2 separate regions of the Homo sapiens genome follow, and region 2 is linked to region 1. A link is a loop called in an ENCODE intact Hi-C map of the cell type or tissue named here. Cell type or tissue: sigmoid colon. All regions are shown on one strand. Links, peaks and the distances in the headings refer to the core of each region. The heading gives the core; the rest is flanking DNA.

Evidence for each region. Hi-C counts contacts between places; a loop is a spot of excess contacts. Peaks named below come from ENCODE experiments on the same cell type or tissue, not always from the same donor. Only the 100,000 strongest peaks of a DNase experiment are listed, where the experiment ranks them.
Region 2: a loop joins it to region 1, with 2.3 times the contacts of the local background. A loop is called at or near these places in 2 of 110 quality-filtered maps.

The regions. Positions count from the first base shown.
Region 1 is chr5:78,544,810-78,550,221 of GRCh38, reverse strand. The region is part of intron 3 of LHFPL2 (LHFPL tetraspan subfamily member 2); the gene reads left to right. Among named protein-coding and RNA genes, the nearest start is that of LHFPL2, 100 kb to the left of the region's middle. RefSeq lists enhancers at 653-702, 803-852, 3,071-3,230. In sigmoid colon, for the core only: no CTCF peak of the experiment used is centred there; DNase peaks (open chromatin) are centred at 1,071, 2,331 and 2,821; H3K27ac peaks cover 2,531 bases.
Region 2 is chr5:78,763,605-78,768,936 of GRCh38, reverse strand. It overlaps LOC124900191 (a long non-coding RNA gene), which reads left to right. Exons shown (of 5, transcript XR_007058832.1): 2 at 885-1,095; 3 at 2,073-2,179. Among named protein-coding and RNA genes, the nearest start is that of LHFPL2, 120 kb to the right of the region's middle. RefSeq lists an enhancer at 4,968-5,187. In sigmoid colon, for the core only: no CTCF peak of the experiment used is centred there; a DNase peak (open chromatin) is centred at 2,607.

The DNA.
Region 1 (5,412 bases), core at 116-5,115:
TCAAAGGAGTAGAAAATTGTATGGGAGGCTCCAGATTGGTGGCCAACAGGCAGGTAAGAAGTAGCGTGGTTTGCTAGTGGTCCAGTAGCCTGTGTGCAAGCTTGGCCTCCTGATCCACTATGGGTTATATTATTTATTGTTATTGAATTTCAAACGTGGAATTTATTCAGAGTGAATTGTAACATTTGTTCTGTAGGAATCAAGACTTCTGTCAATGCTCAGAAATACTGTACCTGAAGAAAACAACCCCCAGTTTTTTGCATATAACTTCTAGGAAAGTTTTTCAAGGATCAAGATGATTTTGAGTGGAAGTTTCTTAATGTCTAATTACTGGAGAGCTGCACTGTGGTGACCTTTAGAGTCATAACCCCCACTCAGGAATTACCATATTGTGTGCTACTTCCACATATTGGAAGGTATTTTAGACATGGATGCAACATTTATGGGACATGTATTAAGGCAGCAAGACAAAATATATTCAACTGGAACTGTTCTAAAAATCCAGAACTCATGACCAGACTTTCCAAAATCGTGTTACAGGAAAGTGGTCTTCCTCCGCCTCTATAAACTTACTCCTGATGAAAGAAAATCGAGCAGAATTTATTGTTATTGGAGGGCTACTCAGAGTCTTCAGCATGCCAATGTGTGTTGTGGCTCTTCAAGGGGATACAGGACTCAGTGTCTGTCCTGGGATTGCTTTGATCTCAGAGTACCTATGGCCCTGCCCCAGAACTCCTATAACTCTGACCCAGTTGGGGAGATGCTGACATGTGGTAGGTTAAAAATGGTTGCACATTCTTTTTCACTCTGCCATTAATAACTGGAGTCTTATTTCCCTGCCCCTTGGGTCTGGGCTGGCCTTCTGACTTCCCTTCATGGCTGAAATGTGGCAGAAGTATTGTGTAAGTTCTAGAGTCTCAGCCTCAAAGGGTCTGACTACTTCCACTTTCACCTTCTTGGAACTCTGCTCTGAGACCTCTGTGTAAGTAAGCCAGTCTCGCCCCAGAAGGATAAGGGGCCTGCAGAGGAGAGCCAAGGTTCCCCTGTTGGCAGGCAGCATTCATGACCAGACACGTGAAGGAAGCCTTTGTGGGCCTTCCTGCGCAGCTGACTAGCTGAAAGCCATCGTGAGCCAGCCCAGGAGAAACCAGCAGAGGAACAGCCAGCCGAACCCTGGGATTGTGAGAAATAATCAGGTATTTTAAGCTATGAAATGTTAAGGCACTTTGTTACTCAACAATAGTTAACAGATACAACCAACATAAGCAGTATCACCCAATAGAAATGCTGATATAAGACAGAAAAATACAATTTTCTTATCTAATCTGATACTTTCTAGGAGGCTTTTCTGGTTTAAATCTAAATTTCTGGATAGGAGTTTTCCAGAAACCTGAATCAGGTGAATAGTTAACAAGCACATAATATGTTTGGCACATGAGGAACAGCACAGAAAATGGCATTTAATCCCAGGGTGCGTGATCCAGCATAAGTCTGCCAGTGCTGCCTAGGAAAGGTGAGGGGAGCTGAGGGAGAAGTTCTAGCCCTCATAGCTGCCCCCAGCAACAGCTTTCCAAGGGCTGACAGCTACCTGTGAGGGTGACCAGTGTCACTTAGGGCTCATTCTGACAGCTGAATAAGATTTACACAGACATGGCTGTAGATACGGCCCTTCTGCTCTGTTTGCTGACCAGCTGTGGGATGGGAGACCTTTCCAGTGTTCCTTTCATAGACCAAGTTTAATTATTACTGGCTCCAGGGGCAAATCTGATTAGCAGATGTCACAGGGGGCCTGTTTTCAGCAGGCCTTTGGTGAGATGCAGAAATGTGAGAGGGCTGCTGGTGGGCGCTCCCCACGGAGGCTGGACAGGCAAGTGCTTGGGACTGGGCCTGGGCCAGCACCAGCTCCTTGGATACAACATCCACTACCTTCTCCATGCCCCAAGGCCGGGTGGAGCTCTTTACGTGGAAGTGCAGACTGTAGCTTATGTACCGTAGCTGGGAGGCCTCTGCATCGCCACATCCAGGCCTTAAAACACTCAGAGCCAAGGATCGTGACAGTCATGCTACAGCCGTGCTGGCCAGAGTGAGTTGGGAAGAACCAGAAGGACCTTGCAGTCATGGGAGCTGGAGCTGGAAAAGACCCACTTGGTCATGAAGGCTCTTCCTCCGTCTCGGCCTGATCATTCCCTCGGGATCCTCCCGAGTGCTTTGTAAATCTGTTTCCGAATGACTCAGGCTGGGAGTCTTCCAGCCATTCCCTGGGGAGATGTAGCGGCCTTTCCTGAGGAGGAAATATTTTCTTCACGATGGGTTGGGATATTTTGTTGGTTGGCTCCAGCCCCAACCCTCCTGGCCAGTCTCCCTCAGACCACCCTGAACAGGCCCCCTGTACCTCTGGGTTCCCACAGTGAGACCTACGTCATGCTTCCGCTGAGCGGCAGTTAAACCGAGGAGGCGGGGCCTGCTTCCTAGTCCTGGTGCTTTCTGAAGCAATGACTTTCTCCAGCTGCTTTGTTATCCTGATCCCCTCCTCTGAATTTCTCAATTTTTTTTTTGTCCCTGTTAATATTTCATACGTGTGGAAACTGTGCTGGTACTTCACAGACATTGGAAGGACTGTGTATTCCACCATGAGAAAGGCATTTTCATTGCAAATTATTTTAAAATTTTGGTGAGGTTTTGATAGATTGGATTGACCTTGGTTTCCATGCCACTGCTCAGTGAGTATAAAGAAGTGTAAATGCACTATGGCTCCTCCAGAAGCCCAGAGTAATGATATCAGACGTCATGTGTGCTGGCTGGCACAGCCATGTAAACACTGTGGTCCTAGGACATTGCTTTTGGGGAGTTGATGTAACTCAATGTGTAGTCAGTAAAACAAAGAAAGGAAGGGTTTGTGTGTCTGCCCAGCCCACAGCCATGTTGGGAACATTTAGGAAGCACAAGATCGTGGTTTGTGGGCTCTGCCTCTGTTGTTACTGATGCAGCCGTGAGATGAGGAGCAGGAGTGCCCCGGTGAGCCTCTTAGGGTTCGGGCTGAGTGGCATTTCTAGGCCATAAGATGGAAATTGGAAGGATGGTTTAGATCAGCGCCCTTCTGAGCCTGTTCCACAGAGTGTTCCACTTTCTAGGGACATTTTAGGAGCTACCTGGAGGTGATGGGGGCCAAGGGGACCCTCCTCAACCCCCTACTTTTTTTTTTTTTTTACCAGTACAGTTCTGCTTTCATCTGTTTCCTATGCAGAACTGGGGTTGTTTGTCAGATTCTGTAAACAGTGTTTCATGCTCAAAAAGAAAGTTTGCAAACCACAGGTTCAGAGGACTGACTTCTAATAAAAACAAACAGAGAGAAACCTCTTTAGCCAGGCAACTAATGATTACATTTCTGGGATCTGCATCGATCAATCCACAGACATTTGGAAGCAGCCAAAAGCAAAGCACTAAACAAATAGATGTTTCTGTGTGACCACTATGTCATCAAGAAACTCGTAGTCAATATACACAGAAGACGCAGACTGTGACCTCTAAGTAGCAAGGAGACAGGAGGCCAGTTCTAGTCATATGTGCAGGTGATTCTGCCAGATTGTGGTGTTCTAAGTAAGCACCAGCAAGTCCTGGAGTCGAGGTTACTGAGAATCATGTGATAAAAAATATCATTTATGGAGAGCTTTCCATTTGTTGATCACTGTTTCTAGGATGCATTGCTCATCCTACAAAATGTAGGTTCTATTATTATCCCTGTTTCATGCATGGGGAAGCTGAGTCTTGAGGTTGAGTGGTTTGCCCAAGGATAAAGTAGTGGGGGTGGGGATAGGCCCTCTTGGCTAGAGCCGATGCCCTTGCATACACTGCTGCCGTGTCCCTCTCATGGTTTTAGTGAGTGGAGTGCCTCAGAACGGCTACTTTGAAAAGTGTCTTTCCTGCCAGAGATGCGGCTTTATGATCAATCCACTCAAAAATTGCCCCATATAAAGTTGAAATTTAATGTTGCATGTAAATGATCTTTATCGTAGAAAAGAGAATATAGAGAAAATAAGCCAGCAGTATAATCTTAACAATGTGTGCAAAAACTACGCAGACATGTACAGCCCTGAAAGTGTGCGTTTGTGCTTGGGTTTAATGGCTCACAGACGGTCACTCCAGAGTTTTTAGTGGTACCGTAGAAATTAGAACTCAGTAAGTAACATGACCAAGGTATAGGAGAGCAACTTTTGCACAGGTTTTAAGTTTTAAAGTTTGGGTATTTTTCTCAGATTGTATCTTAGTTTCTTCATTTCAGCCTCTGTATCATGGCCTTAGCTAAAGACTGAGAAGTAAGGATGAGTCTTTTTGAGGGTCTGCCCTTGACTGACTTCATACCCTTCCAAATGTATATGAACCAGTGTCTTATTCTTTATTCTGGCCAATAAGATTGTTCAGGCGAGTGTCTTAGATTCTGCAGAAAGTTATCTTCGGTCAGTTGACTCTGTTGGAACAAAGTAGGTCTCCTAAAGAGTGAATTTAACAGGCACTTAGGTTTGTTTTGATAGGTGCATTTGGAAAAGCTGGGACTGCTTGAGAAACTATTTCACAGCACATCCAGGTGGCTCGAATGATCGGCCTCCACGCATCACACCAAGTCTTTTTAAACAAGATGAACGCTGTAGTGAGTTCGTCTCATGGAGCAAGTGAGGCCCTCAGGGAGAAACATGAACTTATGTGGGTGCTTGGGAAGTATTGAATAATAACTCTTTCAAGCCATGAGGTCCCCATTTGCCTAGCAGACATTTATGAACAGTACCTTGGTGGCTTAAAAATGTTCATTTTCTTTCCCAAGTGCCTAACTCTCTTCCTGAAAGTAGTGTTTTCATTGAAGGCTTGGACCATGCTGGATCTTCACAGAGAAATCCTACTCTTGATTCTATAGCAGACAATGGTGACTTTGCTGAGATAGAGCCTTCGGTGTTGCCTCCTGATGGGGAATGTGTTGGGTAAGGGGGACATGAAGAAGTGGCTAAGTATCAGCCATCTAATACCCTGCAGATCGTATTGGAGCTGGACGTGAAGAAGCGCTCTCTGCGTGGTTTTGGACCAAATGGCTGTGAAAGTGTATGATCCGCCTCACAGTGACAAGCAGCTTGTCAGTGGTTTCCAAAACATCTGTCTCAAAGTGGCGGTTGAAATTCCTACAAGGGAGTGTTTCCATTCATTGTCCATGAGAAATGAGAGAGAGTGGGAGTGAGTGATGCACGATCCAGAGGAAATGCGTGCACTCTCCACTTGGGATTACAATGCAGATGAATTCCATATTTTGGTTAGGGAATTTTTTCTTTTAAAAAAAGAAAAGACAAGAAAGAAAAGCTTGTCGCTGTCCTGGTTACTGAAAAGCAGACTAAAATGGAGTTAAATGCAGGCTGGAACGTTCATTTCAGC
Region 2 (5,332 bases), core at 66-5,065, 220 kb before region 1:
AGAAAGCTGAGGAAGGAAAATCACTTGAACCCGTGAGATGGAGGTTGCAGTGAGCTGAGATTGCGTCACTGCACTCCAGCCTTGGTGAGAGAAAGACTTTATCTCAAAAAAAAAAAAAAAAAAGTTAAGTAGCGAAGCCAGAGTCATTATGTCCACCACCCCTCTTACTGTTTGGGATGAGGCAAAGTCCCTGCTTCTCAGGCAACAGTTTTGGGGAGTCACCTTCTGAAGACAGGACCTGACTGGGGCTGCTGTGGGCTTCCGCTGATGGTGCTTTTAGAATATGTCATCCCGGCTGGGGCGGGTGGCTCATGCCTGTAATTTTAGCACTCTGGGAGGCCAAGGTGGGTGGATCACGAGGTCAAGAGATCGAGACCATCCTGCCCAACATGGCGAAACCCCATCTCTACTAAAAACACAAAAATTAGCTGGGTGTGGTGGCGGGTGCCTGTAGTTCCAGCTACTCAGGAGGCAGAGGTAGGAGAATCGCTTGAACCTGGAGGCAGAGTTTGCAGTGAGCCGAGATCGGGCCACTGCACTCCAGCCTGGATGACAGAGCGAGACTCTATCTCAAAAAAAAAAAAGAGAATATGTCATCCTGGTGATCACCCCAGTCCAAAACATCTAGTTACTAAGCAAAGCCAAACTAGGTCCAGCTAACCCATCCCCAGATGGCGGGAGACAGCCTCTCTTGGGACAGGGAAGGCATTGAGCAGTAAGCAGTGGGTGCCATTAGCCCTTCCCTTTGTTACTAAGGTTTTATCCATAACATCGTCAGTGAGTAGAGATTGACCTTACTTTTACCAGTACTTATTATACATTTTTAAGATTCTTGCTGGATTGACAGACTTTAAAATGTTAATTTGTGTTTCTTTCACTGCCAGATGTTTGCACTTTTCCATGTGTTTATTGGCCCCCATGGCTCTTTCCTGAGTGGCCTGACCAGCCCTCTCCCCCAGTCTCCTGGGCCCCATAGTAGAGGGAGCAGAAGAGGGTGGGAAGGAGCCCCAGCTGGGAGGAGACAGGAAGGAAAAACCAGCCTTTGTTTGAACCTGAACCCTCGTCCCAGGCTGGCTACCAGTCCTCCTGTTCCAGGTGGGCATTCTGAGCACACAGCTGTCTCTGATTTCTATTTTGTGTCTGGAATTGTGGCAGGAGGTGAGGAAAAATGAAGAGGTAGCCAGAGAATAGTCAAGGTCCTTTTCCTTTCTATGGACAGAGCCAAAGTGAGACTTGTGAGCACATTGGAAAGGCTACTCACTTGGTGATCCTTCAAAGTGATCTTTTTTTTTTTTTTTTTTTTTTTGAGACAGAGTTTCACCCTGTCATCCAGGCTGGAGTGCAGTGGCACAATCGTGGCTCACTGCAACCTCTGCCTCCCAGGTTCAAGCAGTTCTCCTGTCTCAGCCTCCTGAGTAGCTGGGATTACAGGTACACAGCACCACACCCAGCTAACTTTTGTATTTTTAGTACGGAAGAGGTTTCACCGTGTTGGCCAGGCTGATCTCAAACTCCTGACCTCAGGTGATCCACACACCTCAGTCTCCCAAAGCGCTGGGATTACAGGCATGAGCCACTGCACCTGGGCAATGTTCTTTTAATGTTGGGACATTAATATTGGAATAAGGGCCCTGCTGGGAAGAGCTAGAGAGGGAAGGCCACTGGGCGCTGCCCAGTCCTTGCCCTCTGATCCAAGCACACAGGTCTGGTCCCAGTTGGAACACCCTTTGGCAAAAGGAAAGCCCTACAGATAACTGACTGCCTTTTTTAGAAAGCAATTTAACAACCACTTATTTCTTACTAAGAGTAGCCCTTGGGACCATCTCACCCTCACTGCCAAGGGTCTTACTCCACCCAACCCCACACAGGCTTTCCCTGAGAGGGGTTCTGAGGATCTCTGGGGATGGTGCTTTGATGCCTTCTGGCCCTTCTACTTGGGTTGGCCCATCCCTGAGTCTGGATCAGTTCTGGGAACCCCTGAGCCCCTTTTCTTTTGAGCAAGGCTCAGTGCAGGAGGTCATGCCTTCTGTATAAACACCTTATTATAATGAAAACTTTCATTCAATTTTTAGCCTTCCTTTTCCAGTATGAATAATCCCAGTTTCTTTCATCTGAACTCCTGAACCTCCTTCAGCTCTTCCAGTCCACCAGCACCCTCGTGATTCTGGGCTTAACACAGGTGAGTCCCTTGGTGCAGTTCATTCTTCTCTTTTCTCTTTGCTTGACTAACGCATCCTTCAGGTTTAAGCTGAAAGGCCCCTTTCCCTGGGAAGGTTTTCCTAACCCCGCTGAACTGGAATGGGAGTTCCTGACTCACGCATCTCCCATAGGAGTGGTCATCACACTGTATTGTTAATCAGTAGAAATGGCCCGTGTCTGCTTTGTTTCATGGAATATCTGCCTCAGAGCAGGGCTTGGCTTAGGTAATACTAGTAGGATGAGTGTTCGATTTGTTGAATTCCAAGGACCTAACCACCTTCTGATTTTAGGATGACATTTTAGTCCTTGATTTCCCTCTGGTTCTTGTTCCAAACCCTGACGTTCTGCCTGCAGACCCTGCATTCTCAGCCTCCAGGCAGCTCCACCCTGCTGCCTGCTCTAGGGAAGTCTGTATCTGGAGCTTCAAAGGGCTTGTTCTCTATTAGCTGGGAGGGCTTCAGCACATTCGTCAAATCAGGGCGGACTATTACACTATCCAGACTCCTCAGGCAAGTTTTGTTTACCCTGGGATCTCCTCCAAGATATAAGCTTATGGCTTCAAACACTTTTTATGGTCTCCAGATTTGAACAGACTCAGATTTTCCCCCTTCATCTTCCAATCCTTCCCTAAGATTTTCCCCCTTCGTTTGTTCATGCTTTTTTACAAATGCTTTTCCACGTGTGACTTCCCTGCAGAAAACTGGCTCCATCACTTATACCTGGTGCTGAGATTAGTCTTGCAAATGCCGAGGACTAGTTACAAAGGGCAGGTGATGTGCTTCCTGATGCTGTTTAGTTATCAATCCATGTTTACAGAGGCGTTCCTTCTTCCACAGGGTGGGTGTGGGTGTTCTTTTGATTTAGACACAGTGAAGATAAACTAGTGGTTTCCTTAAGGAAAGTGAAGTTGGAAAAAAAATGTAAGGCAGGAGTTGAGGTTAAAGAAGACACAAGCTTGGTCTCCTATGTGTAGACTAAGATAGCTTGAGTCTTGGTGGTCACAGAGGCCAAACTCGTCTTGGCCCCTCCCTTACCTTCCCTTTCAGAACGTTCCAATTGCTTCTGGGTTCTGTGGCTCAACATACTCCCCCCGGTTATCCATGTCTCCTGCGTACTCTGCCCGCTCCAGTTAGTCCTTGCCTCCAACTTAGCTGAGAGCCATTTAAAGTATGCCACCTCCCTGGATGCTGGCAGAGGTTCCTGGTTATCCCAGTATTCAATATCTAAGCCCCAAAGTCATAAGGTGGCATGGGGAAGCAGAAGTTGTTACAGCACAGTGTTGACTGATGAACTTACCTGCCATTTATAAAAGGTATCCAAATGCAAACACCCCATCCTCGTTAAACTTGCCTCCTCCCTCTAGCCGGCCGCCTCATGCTCCTTGTCAGCCATCCTCCCACTGATTTCCCAGCGCTGTAACCATACAGAAATATGACGCAAAGCAAATGCACTTTTTTTATGCAGTGGGCAGTGAAGTTAGAGAACTACTCAATCATGGGTAAGCCCATGGACAAAGAAGAATCTGGCAGAATTAGAGCAGCTAACAGAGGGAAAATTGACAAGGATGTGACAAAAAAGCCTCTTCAAAAGAAGGTGATTTGAATATCAAAGGTGGAAGAGAGGCCCTCAGGAAATTATGAAACTCTTGAATATTTTTGCAAAAGTATTCCTCTTCATCTTCCTGCCTTTGAATGTGAAATAAAGGAAAACATAATGTGTTGTCATATCATTTTATCAAACAGCTAAAGCCCCATATAATTGACTCATTCTTTTTTCAGTCTCAGAATTGTGCACAATCATATATACCATATCTGTTTTATAAAATAGATAAAGTAAATGTATTTTTATGATTTTGAGTTTTGTTCAGAGATAAGTTTCCAATCTAACCCTTTTTGTCCTATTTACTGTGGCAGTTTGGATGAGGTTGCAGGTAGGGAGGTATGTGAGACTGAAGGCAGGTCTAAGGAAGGAGAAAGAGTATTTTAAGCAGAAGAAACAGCTAACAGGATATGGAATGGAACTTATCCTGTTGTCTCAGGTGTTGGCCAAAGCTTCAAAGTTGGAGTCAGTGGGTAATAAGCACTCCTACATTCTAAAGAGAGGTGCTAAAAGAATCCCATTGGACTTGCTAACGAGAGGCTAGAGGTTCATGGAGAGTTCCTTGAAGGGAATGTGTAAGAGGAGCAAGCTTTGCTTTTTCCTTCCTTTTCCATGGGGAAGGGGATCCCCTCCCCCAAAGCAAGCAAAGAGGGGTCCAAGAGAACCTCGGGTTTAGGGAGATCCTTGCAAGGAGAGACAAACTCTCATTTTATGGACAGAAGCTTGTTGAGTGGTGAAAACATTTCAGCCCGCATAGTGCTACTACCAGAGTTGCGAATGCCAAAGGTCTTGGGAGAGCTTGCCATGTGTCCCCTGGAGTCTGGGGGCATGATGACTGGCACCTGGCTCTCGAGAGCTGTGAAAGCAGGAGCCAGGTGGAGCCAGGAGGCAGGGTAAGAAGAGAGAGGGCAGCTGGGTAGCAAGATGCCATTTGAAAGTGTCAAAAGGCAAATTACAACACGTTTAGTTTAAAGATCTACTTGGCTTTTATTAGTGAATCTAGAAGTGGGCAACATCTCATTCAATAAAATACAATGAGTGTTCTGATGAGCTGAGCAGAAGAGGTTAACTTTATGGACAGAAAAGGGCTGAAGAGAGCAGAAATGGGGAACAAAAAGTGGATTGGTTAGCATCAGGTTACTTTCGGTTACTTTCCTTGGAAGGATTAAAGCAGAGGGGACTTCCTTGTCATGTCGGCTAAAACTGGCCTGTTTGGGGATTTGGCTGTAATCTCTCCTGGTTTCTCAGAAGGTCAGATAAACAGCAACATTTGGTGATGTGGAACTTTAGCGGGAGTGTTTCCATTTTGGTCTGATCTGTTGGAGCCTAGTACCGGAGCTCAGCCCAAATCAATGGCCTCCTATAAGTTTTACTTAACAAAAAGTTAAGGGCGAGTGGGTTTCCATGGCCCAGTGACAGCCAGAGGTATTAAAGAGAGATACCTGTTGGGGCATAAGTGTCTAGCAGACAGGAACTCAGAGATAGAGGGCATAGGACCCAAGGCAAGAAGTCCCTGTGCTGGGAGAAGATACCT